2 separate regions of the Mus musculus genome follow, and region 2 is linked to region 1. Evidence: chromatin loops called from intact Hi-C (ENCODE). Cell type or tissue: heart. All regions are shown on one strand.

What was found. A loop is a pair of places that touch in the nucleus more often than their neighbours do. Peaks named below come from ENCODE experiments on the same cell type or tissue, not always from the same donor. Only the 100,000 strongest peaks of a DNase experiment are listed, where the experiment ranks them.
Region 2: a loop joins it to region 1, with 11 times the contacts of the local background. A loop is called at or near these places in 1 of 42 quality-filtered maps.

Annotation. Positions count from the first base shown.
Region 1 is chr17:23,666,038-23,674,037 of GRCm38, reverse strand. It overlaps Bicdl2 (BICD family like cargo adaptor 2), which reads right to left. Exons shown (of 10, transcript NM_153784.3): 5 at 7,950-8,000; 6 at 7,092-7,289; 7 at 6,829-6,978; 8 at 6,359-6,489; 9 at 6,029-6,149; 10 at 5,417-5,935. The coding sequence ends at 5,774. It overlaps Thoc6 (THO complex 6), which reads left to right and starts at 161. Exons shown (of 13, transcript NM_001008425.2): 1 at 161-524; 2 at 3,131-3,246; 3 at 3,333-3,397; 4 at 3,486-3,589; 5 at 3,678-3,715; 6 at 3,797-3,845; 7 at 3,931-4,002; 8 at 4,089-4,191; 9 at 4,462-4,511; 10 at 4,585-4,647; 11 at 4,732-4,842; 12 at 4,928-5,062; 13 at 5,152-5,420. The coding sequence starts at 486. The coding sequence ends at 5,232. Hcfc1r1 (host cell factor C1 regulator 1 (XPO1-dependent)) reads right to left here and starts at 430. Exons shown (of 3, transcript NM_181821.2): 1 at 1-430. The coding sequence starts at 55. In heart, no CTCF peak of the experiment used is centred here; DNase peaks (open chromatin) are centred at 147 and 447; H3K4me3 peaks cover 1,274 bases; H3K27ac peaks cover 655 bases.
Region 2 is chr17:23,798,790-23,806,789 of GRCm38, reverse strand. Srrm2 (serine/arginine repetitive matrix 2) reads right to left here and starts at 3,565. Exons shown (of 15, transcript NM_001368687.1): 1 at 3,392-3,565. Gm52285 (a long non-coding RNA gene) reads left to right here and starts at 3,018. Exons shown (of 2, transcript XR_003952234.1): 1 at 3,018-3,100. In heart, no CTCF peak of the experiment used is centred here; DNase peaks (open chromatin) are centred at 3,809 and 4,909; H3K4me3 peaks cover 4,121 bases; H3K27ac peaks cover 2,795 bases.

The DNA of each region.
Region 1 (8,000 bases):
TGGCCCGTGGGTCCCGACTTGGGGGACCTCGCTCCAGGGGCTGTTGCAGGATCATTACGGCTCAGGGTCCTGCAGATAGAGGGGTGGGATTCAAGCAGCAGAGGCGGAGCCTTTGAGGGCGTGGTACAGCGCGAGGGGCGGGCCTACCGGCGTGCGCACTGGAGACGTTTTACGCAGGCGCGGAAGACAGGAATCAGGTTAGAGGTTAGAAGGCGGGACAGGTCGGCGCGGTGGGGGAGGGGATCCGGCGTGGCTGGATAGTTCTGGGCGCTTTTTAGCATAAGGGTGCTTCGTGTAGTTCTCCTAGGTTTCTGTGGTTCGAGACAGCACGGACCTGCCGCCTTAGTTGCTGGGCGACAGGCAGTGCTAGGTCTTGGGGCGTAACGAGAAGAGCCACCATCAGGCACGTCCGGAATCGAGAGGTTGTGTCGTGCGTCGAGAGATTGTGTCACACGTAGAGCCCTCTGGGACTTGTAGTTCTCAAGATGGAGCATGCCGCACCGCTCGCGGTGCCTCTGGGTCAGGTGAGTCGAGTGTATGCACAGTGCCTTCTGGGGTTTGTAGTCTTGCTCTGACATCTACCCCTGGAGTGTTCCAGGATACCCAGTGTTCATAGGTGATTTGTGGGACTTGTACCCTGAGCCCACGAAAAGTGATCCGGAACCTTGAGATCTAATAGTGACTGAAGGATTAGATGTTGGTACATTTTCCTGTGCGGGATAATAGAGCCACTTAAAAAAATTTGCGCCGTTGGAGGTGGTGGCACATTTACGATCCTAGCACTGGGAAGGCAGAGGGAGACATATCTCTTGTGAGTTAGAAACCAGCCTGCTACTTAGTGAATTCCATGTCATCCAATGCTATATAGTTAGACCCTGACTCAAAAAAAAAAAAAAAAAGTTCATCGTAATTGTAAATGAGGTGCCCCTCCCCCTTTAAACCCAGGGTCTTGGTCTTCATAAGAATGTGCTCTATTATTTAGTTACAGCTCAGCCCACTGCTTACTGGTGTGAGACAGTCTCGTAAGTCTTGAACTTTGTTATATACTGGAGAATGTCCTTGAACTTCTGTTCTTCCTGCCTTCACCTCCACTGAGTGCTCCAGGCTATTGGGTGTGCTGCAAAGCCCAATATCTACAATGCTGGTGCTCAAACGCTGAGCTTTGAGTAAGAATAGGTTTTTGGGTATGGAGAGAGAGTGGAGGATCTGAGCTGGGTGCCAGCACTCAAGTTCCAAAGCTTGTAATTGCCTGTTAATTCCAGCTACAGGGGAGCCAATCCTCTGGCCCCTGTGGACGTACTTGTATATACTTCCCTCACACACTTATACAAAATACAAATAATTAAAATCAGTAAAGTAAATCTTAAAAAGGAAGAAAAGAGCATGGTCTACCATGAGCAGTTACCCTCAGCCCCAAGAACCACTGTGCTTGCTCGTACACACACACACACACACACACACACACACACACACACACATTTTGAGACAGGGTTTCTCTGTGTGGCCTTGGCTGTCCTGGAACTTGCTCTGTAGACCAGTTTGGCCTCAAATTTACAGAGATCTGCCTGCTTCTGCCTCCCAAGTGCTGGGATTAAAGGCATGTGTCACCATTGCCCATATATGTACATCAAACTGGCCAGGAACTCAGAGATTTACCTAACTGCCTCCTCTCAATTGTCGGAACAGATTAAAGGCATGCCACCACACTTGGCTTACTTATTTCCTTGTAAAGTTTTCTCATTGTTTTATGTATGTAAGTGTTTTGCTTACATGTTGTATGTGTGCTATGGTACCCTTAGAGGCCAGAAAGGGTATCACAGGGGAGTGGAGAAATGGCCCAGCACTTGCTACTCTTCCAAAGAAACCAAGTTCAGCTCCTAGTACCCATATAGGAGTGGGCTTACAGCTGCTTGTAATCCAGTTCCAGGAGGTCCAACACTCGACACTGCACATACACTCGCACACACGCACGCATGTACATGCACACACACACACATGCATGTACACTCATGCACAAGACAGAAGCAAGAAGATCTCTCTGGGACCAGCCTAATCTACATAGTGAGTTCTGGGCCAGAGAGGGTTCCTGGTGAGAACCTTTTTCTGAGGGGTGGGGGTAGAAAGAGAGAGACAGAGAGAAAAGGGGAGGGGAGAGGGGGAGAAAGGAGAGAGAGGTGCAGTAGAGGGAGGGGGCTGGGCCCTCCTGGAACTGAGGTGCAGGTGGTTGTGATCTGCCATGTGGGTGCTTTGGGGATCCTCTGCAAGAGTGGCGCACACTTCCCTGCTGAGCCATCTTCCAGACCTCCTCCCCCGCACCCCCATTTTTTAAAGATTATTTTGAGTCACTTAGATTTTTGAGATAGGGTCTGAGATATTTCAGGCTGGCCTGAGGTTTGTCACGTAGTGGAATGTGTCCTTCTGCTTGTACCTTCAGAGTGCTGGGATCACAGGCTACATGTGTGTGCTTGCTTTATGCAGTGTGCTGTGCTAAGCAAGCACTCTACCAATTCAATTCCATCCTTAGTGTGTACTTGAGACTGTCTCATGTAGCCCAGGCTGCCTTTGAATTCACTGTCTAGCTGGGCATAACCTTGAGTTACCAGTGAGTTTCCCTGCCTCCAACTCTCATGTGCTGGGGTTACATTCTATACAACTCCCTCTGGCTTCAGTGCTCTCAAGATTTGTTAGTTTACCTAATCATGACAGAATTTCTTGTGAGTGCCATCTGTCTGTTCAGCCAATGGGAGGAGGCTTGGTCTTGCTCAAAGTCTTAGGTTTTGTTTTTGGTTTTTTTTTTTTTTTTTGAGACAGGGTTTCTCTGTATAGCCCTGGCTGTCCTGGAACTCACTTTGTAGACCAGGCTGGCCTCGAACTCAGAAATCCTCCTGCCTCTGCCTCCCAAGTGCTGGGATTAAAGGCTTGCGCCACCACCGCCGGCAAGCTGTGGCTCCTCGGTTCTTTTTTCCACTCTCTTCCTGGAGTCACTTTGTATGGGCTGATGCCTCTCATCCTGGCTGAGATGGGCTGAGAAGCCTGGGCGGGGGTGGGGGTGGGGGTGGGGTGGGTAAGCAGAAGTCTGTAGGAGGTGGCCCCAGACTTCTTAGACTCTCTTGATCACCCTTTTCCACAGGCTGAGGTATTTCAGGCCCTGCAGCGACTGCACATGACCATCTTTTCCCAGAGTGTCTCCCCCTGCGGGAAGTTTCTGGCAGCTGGCAACAATTACGGGCAGATTGCCATCTTCAGGTACCCTCAACCCTGATTCCTACCACACAGGAGCCCTGGCACTTGAGCCTCCTTGGCTTTGACTTGGCTCCCTACCTCTCTTTCAGTTTGTCTGCTGCCTTAAGTTCAGAGGCCAAAGAAGAAAGCAAAAAACCGGTGGTGGTCTTCCACGGTGGGTATAGCTGTTGAGAGTGGTTCAGGTGACCTCAGGAGAGAGAAGGGCTCACAGGGGCTAATGAGAGTTTTCTGTGTCTCTCTAGCCCATGACGGGCCTGTCTACAGCATGGTCTCCACAGATCGACACCTACTCAGTGCTGGCGATGGAGAGGTCAAGGGTTGGCTTTGGGCAGAAATTCTCAAGAAGGTAAGAAGTCTGGAGCCTAGGGCAGGGCTGACCTTCCCCACCTCAGAGGTGTGGGGATCAGGGTTTCCTCCTGTGTTTCTCCATGAAGGGCTGTAAGGAACTGTGGCGTCGCCAGCCTCCATACAGGTGAGCCAGGACCACGGTGGGGGAGGCAGGTGAGGTCACGGACACTCTCTGTGATTTTGACCCTTCTCTTCCTCCACCTAGGACCAGTCTGGAAGTACCCGAAATCAATGCCTTGCTGCTTGTCCCCAAGGTCTGAGCTCTTTATGACCATTCAAGAACTTGTTCCCTACCCTGATGGACGAGGACTTTCAGCTCCCTCTTGTCTCCCTCCACAGGAGAATTCGCTCATCCTGGCTGGGGGAGATTGTCAGCTGCACAGTATGGATCTGGAAACTGGGGCCTTCACAGTGAGTGGAGGTCTGGGGCCAGGGCAAGTCTGGGCCTGCCCTGTGTTTCCTGCATCTCCTGAGCCGTCCACCGCTCTTCCCTGCAGCGGGCCCTCCGGGGCCACACAGACTACATCCATTGCCTGGCACTGAGGGAGCGCAGCCCTGAGGTATTGTCTGGCGGTGAGGATGGAGCTGTACGGCTTTGGGGTAAGGAAAATTCCAATTACAGGGGACGAAAGTAAGCCAGGCCTAGTGGCTCAAGCCTTTCATCCCAGCACTTGGGAGGCAGAGGCAGGTGGATCTCTGTGATTCTGAGGCAGGCTGGTGTACATACTGACTTCTAGGACAGCCTGAGCTATGTAGAGACCTTGTCTAGAAAAACTAAAAAAAAAAAAAGACAAAAAATGAGAAAGTGGGGGTGGGGGTGTCTCAGGCTTGTGGCTCACCAGGAGCCTTGGTGGTTTTATTTTCCCACAGATCTCCGTATAGCCAAAGAGGTCCAGACCATCGAAGTCTACAAGCATGAGGTGAGGAGAGAGTGCGCCCGTGCCCTCTTCCTCATCCGCCCTCAGATGCCCTCACGTCTTTCCTCCTTTGCAGGAGTGCTCGAGGCCCCATAATGGGCGCTGGATTGGCTGCTTGGCCACTGACTCAGACTGGATGGTAAGCTGGGCAGAGTGTCGGGTGAGAGTGGCCACTGAAGGTCCATGGCTCACAGTGACCGGAGCCTGCCACCTCTCTGTTCAGGTCTGTGGAGGGGGCCCAGCCCTCACCCTCTGGCACCTCAGGTCTTCCACACCCACTACCGTCTTTCCTATTCGAGCACCACAGAAGCACGTCACCTTCTACCAGGATCTGGTGAGACCCCCTGTCTTGATCCTGTCCCACTATCCAGTGCCCCCACCTAGACCTGACCCCTGCACCTCCTCTTTGTCCTCCACAGATCCTGTCTGCTGGCCAGGGCTGTTGTGTCAATCACTGGCAACTGAGCGGGGAGCTTAAGGCCCAGGTGCCTGGCTCCTCCCCAGGGCTGCTCAGCCTGAGCCTCAACCAGCAGCCAGCAGCCCCAGAGTGCAAGGTGGGTCTTGGAATGGCCATGGGGGTCTCTCCAGGCCTGTAGATGGGCGACTTAGCCAGGTATGTCTTCTTTGTCTTCTTTGCCTTTAGGTCCTGACTGCATCGGGCAACAGCTGTCGAGTAGATGTCTTTACCAACCTGGGCTACCGAGCCTTCTCTTTGTCCTTTTGACATCATGACCCTGTATTTCAGGAGCTAGAGTGATGCTTGTGTTTTGGGATAGGGGTTTTAAACTTTAGCTCAGGCTGGCCTGGAACTCATTTGGCTTAGCTTGATCTCAAACTCCTGTATGAGATTTAGCTTGGTGAACCGTTACATTCAGCTTTTGTTGTCCTGTCAAAATAAAATTTTAGGCTTTTCTTGTTTGCATTTTATTCCCCAAAAATGGAGACCAATTAAGTATAGTGATTTATATATATAGCTCTGACTTATCCTTACACATAAATACCCATCCCCACCCCTCTCGCACAGATGGGGCAGGACCTGGCGCTTAGAAAAGATAGATCTATTTAGATTCAAAAAATAAACAGCTCTGCCCCCGCCACCCACCTGGGGCACCTGCCCCAAAGCTGGCCCCTGCACCCAAAGTGCCTCTGTCCACCTCTTGGGGCATGGAAGACTTCCCTTGGAAGTCATTTTAGACCCCACGGCTCCATTGGCTGTTAGGAAATTGAGCTCCAGAGTGAGAAAAGGTAGCCCTGGCCCCCAACCCTCAGGTCCTTCGGAAGAGGTTGCTCAGAAAGCCTCCACTCTGCCCGGATCCCAGGCGCAGTGAAAAGCGGGTCTTCGCACGTCTTGGGGCGGCTGCAGCCTCACTGAGCTCTTTCTGGCGCTGGGAGCGCAGCTGCTGTCCAATCACTACCTGCATGTCGTCCTGAAGGTAGGAGGCAAAGCAGGGTGGGTATGGGGGTGGGATGAGGTCAGGATACCTGTCCACCAGTCCTCCTCAGGGTCTGCCCTCTCTTACCTGCCAAGCCTCGAGCTCCTGCGTCAGTGCCACCTTCTGGCGGATGGCGCGCAGCAGCTCCCGGGACAGAGAGTCCCGCTCTAGGGAGACACGACTGAGCTCCAGTGACAGCTTCATGGCCCTGAGAATCAAAGGGATAGAGAACTTGGTCCGGGGGGTGCTGGGGCCTCCTGGACCTTGGTAAAAGGGGGGTGGGGGCGGGGCTGAAGCTTCTGAGTCAAAATGAAGGCTATACTCCTGTCAGGGTGATGGAAATCAGGGACCCAGAAGGACCAGATAGAGTATAAGCCCCTCCCGAGGCAACAGGGGAGAAGAGAATGCCAGGCTCACTTGTTCACTGCTTCGTCCCGGTCAGAGAGCGCACTGCTCAGGGCTTCCTCTGGATTGTCCTGCGCTCTCAGCTCCTTTTGTCTCTGCAGCTCATCCCGCAGCGTCTGTAGCTCTGTACGGTGTAGCGTGATCTACAGGCCAGGAAGAGAGCAGACTGGTACAAAAGCCTTGGAGGACAACCTGCCCTCCCACAACCTGGGACTGCTCTATAAACACCGCAGGCAACTCAGCCTGTGTTCAAACTCAGAGTGAATCCTTTGAATCAGGTGGCGTAGTAAAGAAGAGGTAGGGCTAGCCTTCAACAGGACGGATGCAGGGAGAAGTTTAGGGAGCAGTAGAGCCCCTGAGGCTTCCAGGGGGTACAGACTAGCTCAGGTAGACTACAAGTTCATGGAGGAGGGGGCTTGACAGTGGAGATGGCAAAGAAGTGGACACCTGGGGGCTTTGTGTGCAGTACCATGCTCTCCCACCTCATCCTGCAGCCTGGCCACTTCTGCCTCCTTCTCCTCCAGTATTTCCACTGGGCTCAGGGATGCTCGTTTCTTAGGTGGCTCCAAGATCTCTTCCTGTATTGAAGGCTGGGGACTGGATGTCTCTTGAGTCTCAGGGGACAATATGGCCTGTTTGTCAAAGGAATTGGTCAGTGATGTATGTTACCTCTGGGAAAAGGAGGAGTAGAGCCTGCATCCTTCATAAATGATTTGAATGTGGGGCTGGTAGGCTGCAAGCTCACCTGAGAGCCTCCACATTCATTGACTTGCTGGTCTTGGTCTTGGTCACTGTCAAGGCTGTGGGCGAGCTCGGTCTGCAGGGAGGCGCCCGATATCTCGGTGTCTTGGAGTCGCGACTCCTCCTCCAGCTCTGACACCCGCCGCTGCAGCCCCCTCAGCGTTCTCAGCGCCTCTCCAGCCTCGAAGCGGGCGCGTTCCAGCTGCAGGTCATACAGATCCGTCCAGCTGTCAGCAGGAAGCTGGCCCTCTGCGGTGGGCCCACGGGGCGCCCGAGGGCTATGCCCGGGTCTGCACCCCGGTGGAGCAGGCCTGCTCTCTCTCCTGAATCACAGTTACCTAGAACACACACCTCCCTTTTGCAGGCACCAATTTCCTCAACTATAAAGCAGGGCGTGCCTGGCATCGTCCTCTGCCCAGGTCTGGCTTCATCAGGTCATCTCACAGAGTAGGTCCCCTCCCCTGTGCAGTCTTCCTTCTAATTCACTAAATGCTTTGATCTAGCATTTATTGATTCTCCTGAGTCCTACAGTCTCACCACAGTCCTTTGAGGTGTATGATACCACCCCATTGGGGAAACTGAGGCAGGGTGTGGCTAAGAAGCCAAGCTATCTGAATTCAGACTATCCTTCTTTTTCACTCCTTTCCACCGAGTCCACAGCCCCAGACTTTTCTGTCCTGAGTTCTGGCCTTGGCCTTCTTCCTGACCTGCCAGGCTGTCTGATGTACTTTAAAAGTGCCTGTCCTTTGTTCTATACACTTTCTTGGGTCCCACTTGCCCTCAGCGTCCAGTCCCACATCTCCCAGAGAGTCCCAAGGTCCTTGCCCAGCTGGCTGGCCCCTCCCCCAGCCCCTCTGATCACCTCTAGCTTGTGTTCTTTTCTCTCTCTACGAAGCAGCAGCAACTCCTCATG
Region 2 (8,000 bases), 130 kb before region 1:
TCATTCCACTAGTCTACAAACAAATCCCTCCTTTCATCCTCCCCACACTTCATCCTTTTCACTCAGCATCTACTTACAAGTCCTCACAATGTACTTTCAAATTCTAAGCCATTCTTCTTTTTACTTATATTTCCATTCTCTAAGAAAACAAGAATCTGGGTTCTCTCAAATCTCTTCACACTATCCCTTTACTGTTTGGCCACAATACGCACAAATAGTATCTTCACCAAACACTCTAAATGTAACTACTACAGGTAACCAAATCCTCCAAATACCATAACACACACCATGGATCAGAATCACCTAATAAAAGCCTAAGTCCATTTTCAAAGCCTCCTCCAAGAAAATATTTAAGCTAACTTGAACAAACACAAAATGGATTAAACAGTCCTAGGTATCTAAATAGGCAAACTGGCTAGTTAACATAAACCAAGTGTGCTATGTAGTCTCATACCCAAACCACATGCAAGCAAGCACATCAGAAACACAGAAATCATGGACATACTTCACTTGGGGAAGCTTATACTTCACATGGGGAAGGTGAGCCATCTCTTTGACTCCAAATATTCATAGCTCCTACCAACTACAGTGATTTTATTATTTTAGTTTCCTTCCCAGTAAGGTTTATCACATGGCTTGCAGCTCCTCCAAGTCTGGCTAGCTCTTGTTAAATATTGCCTGTTTTCAACTCAGTCTAAACGCAAATTCGTTCTCTGTTCCAACTGTCCTCATACTTTCTCTACAAATACCTAGAAATGTTCAAATTCCATACCTTTAATGTAAAAGTGTTGACTTTCAATCAATCAATCAATCCCTGTTCTGACACTTCATTGTTTTTCTAAGTCCTGCTTTACTCTCCAATTTAACAGTTTTCCTGTAAGGTTCTACCTTTTCATGGTGTTCCAAGCTCAGCATCACTAAACTCTCAAGCTCCAGTTTTTTGGACTGTATTACTCATTCCCTATTCCCTTCTAACTATGTATGTTTTACTTTTTTCCTCTAACACATTTTCTCCAAAATAGGGTCTCAAACATGGGAAAGAAAACTAGCATCAAAACACACACACAGGGGAAAGCAGAGGTTAGTAAAAGCAGATAGCAGAGATGGAGCTGGGTGAAATAGTACCATATCAATGCCCGGTTTAAAAAAAAAAACAACAACAACAACAAAAAACAAACTGAAGTGTGTTGCCTGGTTCTGGTGGCACTGCCTTTAGTCCCGGCACTTGGGAAGCAAGGCAGGTGGATCTCTTGAGTTCTAGGCCAATCTGGTCTATACAGCAAGTTCCAGAACAACCATGGCTACAAAAAAAAAAAATCCTAGTCTGGGGATGGGGACATGTCACCAAAGTGCGGGGGGGGGGGGGGGGGAATCAAGGAAGATGCTGAATGTAAAGCAAACACCCAGATGCACTTTTGCCCCATTTCATCCTCAAGCCTAACATAAGTCCTACTCAATCTCAACAGTTAACACAAGAGGAAACTAAAAGCAAGAAAGGTAAATCTAGGAGAGACAACAAGAGTAAGAGATAAGGCTAAATCTAAGAAATGCAAAACCTTTTTTACAGCCCCCCCCCTCTAATGTTTCTGTAGTACCTTCTAACAACCACTCTTGATAGTCTTGGAAAAAGAAAAACCAATCCTTCCTCACTCTAAATCTAGGGCTTATATTGCTTTCTCACCTAACAGTCCTTCTAACCACTCATATTTTCACCATTTCACACAAAAATCCTCCCACACCCTACCTGAAGAATGAAAGCTAAGCAAAAAGTATTAGAGTCACAGTTTTGGAGAATTTTCAGAGACGAGCTAAAGGGGGAGGGGGGACTTACATACCAGCAGCCAAAAACAATGCTTGAAACACTAAAAGGGAAACCACAACTACCAAAACCAGGAAGTATTTAAAACAGGAGCCCAAAGCATGCAAGCCTCTCCAAGAACAAATTGCCGGCAAGGGAGGAAAACTTATCAGAATGCCAAAATACAAAGAGGTAGAAAATTAGCAAACTAAGATATTCAAGAAACAGCGACCGAGAGAACAGCAATGATCAAGGAAAAGGACGCTGAGTAAAAAATACAGAGAACTCAGAGCTGAGACACTACTGACTGCATAGGCACCATGAAACATACAAGCTACAGTATACATCCAGGCCTAGGCCCCACTCCCACGGAAAAAGGCAATAGTTTCCTTTTGAATCCACAATTAAGAGACATCTTAAAAGAACTGTAAGATGGAAACAGCAAGGAAGAACGTCATCACCAAGTAATGGCTGACTGAAGCCAGGCTATTAAGTCAAGAATTTTTTCCCCATCGAAAAGCTCTAAAAGGCTTAGCTTTAATATTTGAGGAGACCTTTTTAAAAACAGGGTAGGAGCCGGGTGTGGAGGCAGAGGCAGACGGATTTCTGAGTTCGAGGCCAGCCTGGTCTACAGAGTGAGTTCCAGGACAGCCAGAGAAACCCTGTCTCCGGGGAAAAAAAAAACAAAAAACAAAAACCAGGGTAGGAGCCAGACATGGTGTCTCATGCCTTTGATCCCACAGAGGCAGGCAGATTTCTTGAGTTCAATGCTAGCCTGATCTACACGGTTAGTGCCAGACCAACCAAGACTATTTAGAGGCCCTAGCTCATAAAACCAAACCGTAAAAAAGAAATAAAATAACAGGGTTGAAAGGAGCACATTGGTCTTCCTTATACACGCAGGCTGAATACTTTCGCGGTTTTATTATCCTCACTTTTTAAGACTTGGGGATCCCCCACCCCCACGCACACACTCACAGCCTCTGATACTAACGAGGACGAACGGTTTAAATCCTGGCCTCCGAAAGTTCAAGGCCTCCTCCCGCCGCCCACTGGGCAGCCCAGCTTATTTTCGGCCTCGAGGAGGGGGGAGGGGGCCACGCGGCGCCCCGCGGTCTGGGCGGCTCTGGCCGTTTCTCAGGCCCCTAGCAGGGCCCGTGGACCCACGCCGGAGCCGATCGAGGAGAGGTACCAGCAGGTCCGAAGCTCGGGCGGGGGACAAGTACCTCCGCTGCCGCCCTCTCCCCGCCCCCTAAAAGACCGAAGAGGACGACCGCGGAACGACGGCCTCCTCAGCCCCAGGTAGAGCAAAGGAGAGAAGCAGAGCCTCGCGCAATGCTGTCTCACCGGGGGCGCGCGGACGAGACCAGGCGGCCGCGCGCGCCGCGGCCGTGTGGGGGAGGGGCGGAGGAGTTGAAGGCCGCGCGTCCCAGGAACCGCGGGAGGGGGAGGGGAGGAAGGGAAGGCGACCGCGCCGGCCGAGGCGACGAGCACGCGTGCGCGCGGCGGCCTGGGCCGTTCTCCCCGCGCTCTAGCCTCCGGCCCAGCCCGCCGCCCCTCCCCCACCCGGCTAGCGCGCTCCCTTTCTCTCACCCGCCGCCGCCGCCTCCGGCCGCCGACTGTCAAACAGGGAGGTCCCGCCGCAGCTGCTGCTTAAGTTTTCGTATCCCTCGGAGCCTGAAGCCGCCGCCTCGTCGGTCCGCCCGCCTCAGCCGCCGCCGCCGCCGCCTCCTCGCTTCCTCAGGGGCCGCAGCGGGCTTCGACTGCGCCACTCGCACCCCGCCTGGGCAGCGTTGCGCGTCAGCACGACCTAGTGCGTCAGCACGCAATCATGAGAGCCGCTGGGCCCTCTGGGAACCGTAGTGCGTCGTGCGCAGGCGTTGAAGCCACAAGGAGGACCTTAGGCGAAGGGACGTGCTACTGAAAAGTCGAAAAACCCCGAGTCCCGTCGGGCACTGCGGGGAAAGGCGTGGCTCCGTACCGAAGCTGCAAGGTCGGCTGAAAAAAAACTTCTGTAGGAGGGGGGAGGGGCGCGGGGGCCGCAACCCACAACACCCGGGAGTAGCTCAGACGCACGCCTTCCGCGCACAGAGTTCTGGGAGCTGTAGTTCGGTTTTAGAGAGAAAACGCGTAAGACTCCTCCGCTAGGCAGGGTCGCCATTTTATGTGACCGTGTTGGGTGGCAGTGGCTCAGCAGCTTTACCTAGTCACTGTGACCATGGTTTTCTTTAATGTGTACGAGGCCCCACAGCACCGAGTCTTCTTCGCAGGAAGAGGTGCTTCAGAGTCAAGCCACCTGACAGCTCTGGAGCCACTTGAACCCGGCTTCTGGCCCAGTATCCGGTGCTTTCCACAGTTTCCACCTCTGTAGTCCTATCTGAAGTGGGGCTTGCAGACCACTAAAAAATACTTTCTCTTACCTTTGGGCAAAGAGACTAAGTGATTACTTTTCGCCTATAGAGACTATGCCATGTAAGTGGAGGAATGTGAGAATGCAGTTCCATTTCCTGGCCCTATAGCACGGTTCCGGGAGTTTGTCCCAGTGCCTCTCACTCGGTAGCAAGGGCCCCACCACTGAGGCACTGAAAGATCCTGGCAGAATGTAAAAGGACACAGAAGCCCTGAAATTGGCAAGATAGACGTCAGTGTTAGCAGAACTAGCTTCACTGATTTAGAAAAATAGAGGTGCACAATGCTCTGGCCACTCCTTGAACCTGTGTGTCTGCCAATGTTCTGACCAGGTGTGTGCTCATTGCTGCACCTTCATTAGACTCTCCTTGTACCCCTCCATACCCATTTCTTGAGAATAGACATTGTTTAGATCTGGAAATCCCCTAATCTCCCCCTTCTCCTTTCCCCCCTGAGGGCCTATAAAAACTGGAAACTCTTTCCCCTCGAGGACGACTCCTCTACCCCTGCGTGGGATATGAGTTGTCCCCAGAGCTCTGGCTTTCCCCAAATAAAGCCTCATGTGGTTTGCAACAAGCTCGGTCTGTCATGAGTTCTTGGGTGTCCGATATTGTCCTGAGGCCTGAGCGAGGGGCTCCTCTCGGAGTCTTTCAGCACTCCCTGCTCATCATATTTCTTCGTCTTCCTTTTCATCTTCGTCTTCCCCTCCTCCTTCTTTTAACTTAGTGTGTTAACAAATATACGCATGTTTGTCTGTTGAAGGTGCACATGCGTGCAGTGCCTATAGAGGTCAGAGGTCAGATCCCCCAAAGATACGGTTAAGGGGCTTGGGAGGCAGCTTAGGTGGGTGCTGGAGCCAAACTTAGCTCCTCTGAATGAACAATTCTAAGGTCTCACTGAGCCGTCCCTCCAGCCTACTCCCATTAATTTTTAAAAGTCCTTTTTCCAGGGCTGATTAAAAGGTAGTCTTCCCCGGGGGGGGGGGGGGGGGGATAGGGAACTTTCGGGACAGCATTTGAAATGTATATAAAGAAAATATCTAATAATAAATAAATAAAAAGACACGAGGAAAAAAAAGTAGTCCCCCAGGAAGCAGAGCTGTAGGAAGCTGACCTTGTAGCCTTCAAGATAATGCCAGGTGGCCTTAACAGATGAGTATGAGAAATTAGATCTCGTATTGTTGTTTCTTTTCAATTTACCAACAAAAGGATATACTCAGGTATTAGAATTCCAAGATTGTGAAAGCCACCATCTGTGTAGGAATCTCAGTCCCATTTCTACCTTCAAGTCTCCAACACTTCTATAGTTCCATAAGCTGGGCACATCTTTGGAGCTAAGGTATTTTAGGTTGAAAGTAAAGGGTAGTGGCTTCTTTAAAGATTGTATCATTTCTTTTTTTTTAATTTATTTATAATTGTATGTAAGTATACTGTAGAAACACCAGAAGAGGGTGTCAGATTTCATTACGGATGGTTGTGAGCCACCATGTGGTTGCTGGGATTTGAACTCAGGACCTTCGAAAGAGCAATCAGTGCTCTTACCCACGGAGCCATCTCACCAGCCCAATTGTATCATTTCTAGATTGCTCCTATTTTGTGTCTGAATTAGTGTATTAAATGTTTGTGACCACCCCTCGGGGAAAATGCTCCTTTTCCACGACAACAGTGAGTTCCTTTATATGCCCACAATGAGACTTTCAAAATCAAATTAACATTGAAAGCTGGGCATGCTGGCACATGTCTGTAATCCCAGGACTCAAGAGATTGAGACAGAAAGATCCCTGTGAGTTCAAGGCCAGCCTGAGCTCTGGGTTAACCCTTTCTCAACAATAATAGCAGCAGGAATGTAGGACTAACAGGACTGGCTCAGCTAGGAAAGGAACTAAACCTAACCTGTAAGGCAGGAGAACAGAACCGACTTCTGCAAAGTTGTCCTCTCACTTTCTAATGTGTGGCATGACACCAACCCCCAGCCCCAAAACACATACATGAAATAAATAAATGGGTGAATGTAACATAGAGGCACTGGTATAATCTACAGATGTGGTAAGAGTTCTGGAATCTTGTTTTTAAAAAAAAAACAACAGAAATATATGTATATGGTTTTAATCCCAGCTACAGAGACGTGGAGCTGCTCTGGACTGCCTGCAGGAGCTGACTGTGATTTGCCTCATGCTCTAGCAGAAGCATGTTTTTGCCAGCTGCAGATAATTTCTAGGATTGTGACACATTTGTAATTCTGGGAACTTTTCAGAGGATATATAAAAATACTAGAGCCCCAAGAGGCATGGTTGGTGATTGCTGGTCTTCAGGGGGGCTAGTTGCAATTTGTTATTAGCCTTAATCAAAGAAGAAACAAAAGAATCTCTCTCGGGGGCTGGTGAGATGGCTCAGTGGGTAAGAGCACCCGACTGCTCTTCCAAAGGTCCGGAGTTCAAACCCCAGCAACCACATGGTGGCTCACAACCATCTGTAACAAGATCTGACTGCCTCTTCTGGAGTGTCTGAAGACAGCTACAGTGTACTTACATATAATAAATAAATAAATAAATTTAAAAAGAATCTCTTTCTTCCTCCCTCCCCCCTCCTTTCTATCCTATCTAGTGATAGTGGGTGAAATCAGGGTGAGGGGGATAAAGGGTGGGAAAAAGAAGAACCCACAAAGACCAGCTATCAGTGGCTCCTCAATATGGGGGCTTCAAAGTTAAGAATAAACATGGGAGCCAGGTGTGGTGGCGCACGTCTTCAGTCCCAGCACTTGGGAAGCAGAGGCAGGCGGATTTCTGAGTTCGAGGCCAGCCTGGTCTACAAAGTCAGTTCCAGGACAGCCAGGGCTTCAGAGAAACCCTGTCTTGAGAAGAGAAAACAAAACAAAACAAACAAACAAACAAAAAGAATAAACAAGAGAAATTTGATTTTAACTGCCATAGAGGAAATGTCAGGGGACAAAAGGAATGGATTTTTTTTTTCAAGAGGTCAGCAAGAAATATATTGTAGTTACTAACACAACACTGGGATAGTCCCAATTTGCTCCCAGAGGGGATCTTCTGGGCTTCTTTTTGTTGTTGTTTTTGGTTTTTTGTTTTTTGTTTTTCGAGACAGGGTTTCTCTGTGTAGCCCTGGCTGTCCTTGAACTCACTTTGTAGACCAGGCTGGCCTCGAACTCAGAAATCCGCCTGCCTCTGCCTCCCGAGTGCTGGGATTAAAGGCGTGAAATCCTATACATTTTTAGAAGCATGCTTTGAACCACTTGGGCTGTTTAATTATTTCTTCTGAGTTAAAACATCCTCTCCTCATGGAAGGTACTTAAGACTAAAGACCTAACAAAATGTACAAAGCTCATAAGGCTGTCTCCAAGGTACATAGGCAGGAAACCATTGCTGGGCAAGAGGAAAGTTTCTGGTGGATTTGCCTACAAATGGGGCAGGGACCTACCAATGGAACTGTCATGAGTCCTCATCTACACTGGAATGGGCATGCTAGGATAGAGTTGCCCAGGTCACTGGCACTCTGTGAGTCCTCCCCCATCTTCCTGTAACATGAATAAATCACTTGGTTACCAAACTAGATTTGGGTGAAATCATTTGTTTGGCCAGTCATTGGTGCTCTAATTATAGTAGATAGATATGTATTCTTCTCAGGAAGTCAAACATGCATGCATTACACTCAAGTATGTCTCTTTTTTTTAGTGTGTGTGCACACTTGTGTTCACAGGCTTGTGCTAGTGCATGTATACATGTCTGTACGGAGCCCAGGGGACACACACACACACACAGTGTTGCTGAGTGTGATAG